Regions from separate parts of the Mus musculus genome. Here region 1 is linked to region 2. A link is a loop called in an ENCODE intact Hi-C map of the cell type or tissue named here. Cell type or tissue: heart. All regions are shown on one strand. Each heading gives the region's core, and the rest is flanking DNA. Links, peaks and the distances in the headings are about the cores only.

What was found. A loop is a pair of places that touch in the nucleus more often than their neighbours do. Peaks named below come from ENCODE experiments on the same cell type or tissue, not always from the same donor. Only the 100,000 strongest peaks of a DNase experiment are listed, where the experiment ranks them.
Region 1: a loop joins it to region 2, with 7 times the contacts of the local background. A loop is called at or near these places in 12 of 42 quality-filtered maps.

Annotation. Positions count from the first base shown.
Region 1 is chr9:67,710,532-67,713,444 of GRCm38, reverse strand. No RefSeq gene overlaps it. Among named protein-coding and RNA genes, the nearest start is that of Mir7241, 16 kb to the left of the region's middle. In heart, for the core only: a CTCF peak has its summit at 1,712 (motif pointing left); no DNase peak of the experiment used is centred there; H3K27me3 peaks cover 597 bases.
Region 2 is chr9:67,797,478-67,800,390 of GRCm38, reverse strand. No RefSeq gene overlaps it. Among named protein-coding and RNA genes, the nearest start is that of C2cd4a, 33 kb to the left of the region's middle. In heart, for the core only: no CTCF peak of the experiment used is centred there; no DNase peak of the experiment used is centred there; H3K4me3 peaks cover 317 bases; H3K27ac peaks cover 1,128 bases.

The sequences.
Region 1 (2,913 bases), core at 157-2,656, 87 kb after region 2:
TCTGGGGTTTGGTTTTTTTGTTTTGTTTTGTTTTGTTTTCCTCTCAAAATTCTTCTTGGTGCCAACATAGGGACATTCTAATAATTGTGTGACACCATTGCCTGGGATTAACTCCAGAATGATGCACTTATGAGTGTGGATCTAAGTCTTTGCCGTCTCCCCAGGGGTGGCTGAAAAAGATGAGAGCTTCCTCAGCCTGTTGGAGTCAACATGTCTTTATATCCTAAGCTCTCTAAGGAGCCCAGAAGAGAGGGACAAGCTTGGGCCGCCTTGTTTTCTTTCATACTCTTCTTGATTTTGCTCTTTAAAAAGTTTTCCTAAAGCTCAAAGAGGTCAGCACCAGAAAATAAATAAATAAATAAATAAATAAATAAATAAAAAGGTTAGCTTTCCATTTACTCTGGTCACAACAGGTCGGGGGGCGGGGGCGCAGTATGTGCATTGGTTGGTAAAGTGCTAGGCTTAGGACAAAGGTCTCTTTTCCTTCAGGTTTTGCCACTTTGCAGGAAGAGCGAAATGGTCTCCTAAACATTTTGATCTTCTGTTTGTTTTCTCATGGGCAAGTTTGGAGTAGCTCCCTAATAACTACATGGTCCCCGAGAGTAAAGCGGTCCCAGCAGGAAGAGTCTGCAGCAGGAAGAGTCTTATTGTCCAGGTCCCTTTGACTTGTCTAGCTTGCACCCGCACTCCTTGCCCATGTTTAGTAGCTGACACTAACATCCCTGCTGCCAATACGGATGCTTCTACTGCTTTTTTTCAGTTTCTCCGTAAAGTTTTATTGGAAGACAGTCTTACACATGCATTTTCATTAGGTTGTTTGGGGATTCTGAGCAGTGGACCAAGGAACCCTCTGACTTATGAAACCCAAAATATTTGCTGCCTGACCCTGAAGAGAGAAGGTTTACCTATCTGGGCCCTGGAGAGAGAAGGTTTACCTATCTGGGATAGATGGTGGAAAGGGCCATGAAGAAAAATGAAGCAGGGAGATGAGGTGCCAGGAGACAGAGCAGGAAGGCTGCTGCGCCTTGCTGTGAGTCATCAGGCGGGTTCTCTCTCGGTAAGAAAACCACGCATGAGCAAATCCTCCTGAAGGGGTCAAGCACAGCCAACGCATCACAGTAGCCTGGTGACCGTTACCAACTCTTGATATAAGTGGTGGAGCTGTTGATCTCAGACACCTTAGAGAACCCAGGAAATCCCCTTGTGGGGAAGATATCCCCCTCCCTGCCGTGGTTCTCTGTCTCCCCGGTGGCTATGCGTTTTGTTTATATCACAAGGGTGGAAGGCATGGGAAAGGAGGTGTACAGTACGCTTCTGGCTTTCTAACAGACAGGTCCCAGTCACCCCACTCTGGTTTTATCACCCAGGGTAGACACTGTCATCTCCAAACACAGAGAAAAAAGTCATCTTCATGGTCCAGCTCAGACCCAGCCCACAGCTTTGTTGCCAGCTAACTTTAGATTTGGGACTCTGAAGCCATACTATGTAGATACTACTGGGCTGTATTGTGATCTGTAAAACCTCCGACGTTGTATACAGTCAGATGTGTGTAGGAGCTGAGTAGAGAGATTAGCTTTCTTCAGAAAGCAAAAACCCAAGACATGAGAAGGTTTAGCACGAGAACTTGGGATCTGAACCGTTGATTTCATCAACAGAAATCCTCTGCTAGAGTGAGTATAAAGCTTCATAAGGGGCGTGAGTGCCCTCTAGTGGTGGGACAGGCTGCGTGCAATTGGGTTGATAATGAGAACCTGAGACAAGTGCCCACTGTTTAAAGTTCATGTGCTCAGGTGGAAGGCAGGCACAGCACAATGGCTATCGTTAGACACTGGCCAAATGCCAATCTCTTCGAAGGCCCCTTCACTTCAATGCCCTTCAGCCACCTTATCTGTAAAATCAGGGCTTGACCTCGTGGTTTTCTTCCAGAGCCCCTCCACACCTATACTGTACAGTTCTCTAAGGGAATGGGTAAAGCACACCCAGCCCCCCCCCCCGCCCCCAGCATCCCCCCCCACACACACACAGTAAATAAACTGTGTGAAAGAGAAAAGCGCTTTGGACACCAAGTCTCTGGCTCCTTTGGTATGTGTGTTCAATGATGGAGTGTGTTCTTTACCCGGGAAGTTCCATTGTGCAGGAGGCAGGGGACTGATCCAAGAAAGGCTGCTGGAGAAAACATTGTTCCCTTGCAACGTCCCCTACCCCAGTTCTGGGAGCAGGCCTGTTTCCATCCCACGCCAACCTATGCAGTCAGTGGCTGAGTTAGAAGAGCCCTTACCTGTGCTTTCAGAACTGCATTACCTGTGGTAAGCTATGGAAGGTGTGTATGTATAAGTGCATGCACGAGCACGCGCACACACACACACACACACACACACTCTATTGGAAACATAGAGGCTCTTATGGAAATCCTTGGTGCTATTGGTCTCTGAGTACCCTGCTCCCTAGCCTCGGGAAGGAAAGCAGGTGCCTTAGAAATGCAATCACACTGGCTTGTGTGAGGGATGTCCCCTACCATGGTTTTTTTTTTTTTTTAATACTTTACATATTCATACTATTTTGTTTTTTTAAACTTTAAGATAACTTTTATATAGCTCACTGCCTATTATCACACAAGACCCAAAAGTTTAGAGGAACAGATAAGCCTGGGTACATTCTGTGAGAGAAAGTGTGGAACATGGGCACCATCAGGGCAGGAGGTGTGGGGATGCCAAGGCAGTGACAGAAGGAGTATGCAGCCACCAAGCTTTGCTGTGCAAGAGTCTGTGAGCTCACCCGAAAAGCAGGAAGCAGACGCACCCGTTCCCTGTGCTGCCACCATTCCCACTCCATCCAGACCAGAGGGACAGAACACCTGGAAGGTGGTGGGCGTTACTAATGACACGTGTTCATAGAGTCTCATGTGAATGTCAA
Region 2 (2,913 bases), core at 301-2,800:
CACCTCAGTGTGAGGCTCGGAGTTTGGATCTCAAGAGACACACACGAAGCTGGCTGCAGTATATAATACCTTAACACGGGTCCTGGGCAGCATGGGGGTGGGGGTGGGGGATGCGACACAGATGGAACAAGAAAGATCCCGGAGGGCTTCCTTCCTCCCCAGTCAGGTCAGCCAATTAGTGAGCTCCAAGTTCAGTGAGAGACACCATCTGAAAAATGAAAGAATTGAGGAAGACACCTGATGTCGACCTCTGGCCTGTACACACATATGCACACACATGCAAGCATGAGCACCCACACAACAGATATGCATGAACATGGACACACACAAAAGAAGAAGAAGCTAAGCTAAAAGTTACCAATACTATTCCCTGATCCTTAACATGCAGTGAACCCTGACATTTCCTATTCCGCGTGGCTCCTTTCCAGTAGCTCGGTTGATAGAGCATTCACCTGACGTACATAAAAACCTGGGTCTGACTCCAGCATCACATACAGCTGAGAGGGGTGGTGCACACCTGTAATGTCAGTGCTGGGGGGGGGGGTGAAGGTGAAAGAATCAGACATTCGAGGCGATCTTAAGCTGCAAAGCAAGTTCCCAGCTAGTTATTATTTTTAATTAATTATAACTGAATAAATCCCATATGTGTGGAAAATTTCAAGTCATTAGGTGTTTTTTTAATGTGTTTAGAAGGAAGTGAGCCTCAGTCAGTGACGTCAGAGGAAGTTGGGCAGCCACATAGAACTCAAAAGGAAATGATTGTTCTCTAAGAGCCTAACATAAATGTGAAGCCCAACCTTGGCTGCATTCATTTAGTTTTACCACCAGAACACACCTTCGAACCGATTCTTTATGACCGTGTGTCAATGGGGACATTTGAGCAGCCGCGAAGGACTCCCTCAGACATGGCCTTGTTTCTGGCTGACTCATCACATACCCCTGACAGCTCTATTTACAGCCCTCCGGGGAGCTTTGCTGAGTTTTCTATTTTGAGCTAAGAAAGGATGTGTCGTTGCATTCTGGGGCCATTTCTGAGCCATCTAATCACCAATGGCTTTGGTGGGATAGGTAGGCAGGCACTTAGTGAAGTCACATTGTAAAATGAGTAGCTCAAATATTTAATCAGCTGTGCAGTGAATCCAGCCACACGGGTCCTGCTGTACAGAGGTCTATCCACATGGCCCGGAGTAACTGTGGATTACAGATCTCCTGCTGAACGTAAAACGGCTAGATTTGGGAGATATTTCCAGAAACAGGTCCCTCAGGGTGGAAGGATCAGCACTGAGGAATCGTGTCACTCCTGTCCCTAACAGCTTGCTTGGGATCCAGGGACTCTTCCTCATTCTCACTTTCATTCATTCTGAGGAAAGAGCAACACTCTAGCCAAACGCGTTAAAAGTTTTCATAAAGCTTAGAATAACTACCCAGCTGACGCTGGAGCCGGCGCCACAGGTACAGGTATTCGTCGTGCCAGCCCGAAGACCTGAGTTGGCTCCCGGGAACCCACAGTGGAAGGAGAGAACCAACTTGCAGAGTTGTCTTCTGGCTCCCATGCATATAACCATCCACACATCCTTAGCTCAGAGTCACTGGCAGTCGAGGGTGGCGGGGGTAAGGGAGGATCGGTCTCCTTCAGGGCTGGGGCCCCTGATTGGTTGCTTACGTGTATCCCCATGTACAGACAGATTATACTAACTGGACTCAGTAGGTTAGTGAAAGGAGAAAAGAAGAAAAAGAAGGAGAAAAGGGAGTCATAAAAGTGGGAGAGCGACTTCTTTGTGGGCAGGAGCATGGAAGGAGTGGAAGGGGAGAAAGGAAATTCTCAAAGAGTAAATTTAAAAAACATTTTTTTTTTTTTTTTTTTGGTTTTTCAAGACAGGGTTTCTCTGTGTAGCCCTGGCTGACCTGGAATTCACTCTGTAGACCAGGCTGGCCTTGAACTCAGAAATTTGCCTGCCTCTGTCTCCCGAGTGCTGGAATTAGAGGTATGCGCCACCACTGCCTGGCTTAAAATAACATTTTTTAAAGAAGTGTCTCAGAGCTGGGACCAAATGGGGATCAAGAAAGGCACTTGTGTTAGATGCAAAGTTTAAGGGGGCATAAAAACAAAACAGCAGGTGAAGTAATAAATTAATGTTTAGAAATAACGTGCCTGTAATATGGAAATGGAATAGGCAAATGACAGCCTGCAGGCCCACTGTCTCCTCCTCCTCCTCTTCCTCCTCCTCCTCCTCCTCCTCCTCCTCCTCCTTCTTTGATACAGGATTTTATGCAGACTAGACAGGCCTTGAACTCACTACATGGTTGAAAATGATCTCAAACTTCTAGTATTTCTGCCTCTACTTCTCCAATTCAGGAATTACGCTTGTGCATTACCGTGTACGATTAATGGGATGCTAGGCTTTGAAGCAATGACCTTGGACATTAGAGGTGGACACTCTTATCACCTGAACTACATACCCCCTCCTTGTTTTTTGTTTTGTTTGGCTTTAGTCTGGGTTTTGGTTTGTTTTTGTTTGAGATAGGGCCTCACTCACTATGTAGCCCTGGCTGGTCTGGAAATTGCTCTGAAGAAGGCTCACAGAGATCCACATCTATCCCCCTCTGCCTTCAGCCCCCACGTGCTAGGATTAAAGGTGTGAACAACAATTCCAGCTCCCAGCCCTATTTTTAACAACTTTTGTTACAATGTCTGGGATTCCTCCACTGGGAAGCACACCTTGCCCCATCAGACTACAAACTTTTGATGTCTCAGAAGAAAACTCCTGAGTTCCAAGACCTCTTTGAAGCCTCAGATCATGAAATATTCTTATGAGTCAGATCGAGCTGACTTCTTGATCTTCTGAGGTATGGAGGGCAGAGGATGTCTGCTTCTTCAACAACAAGCAAAAGTTCCCACCGTTATTAACACCA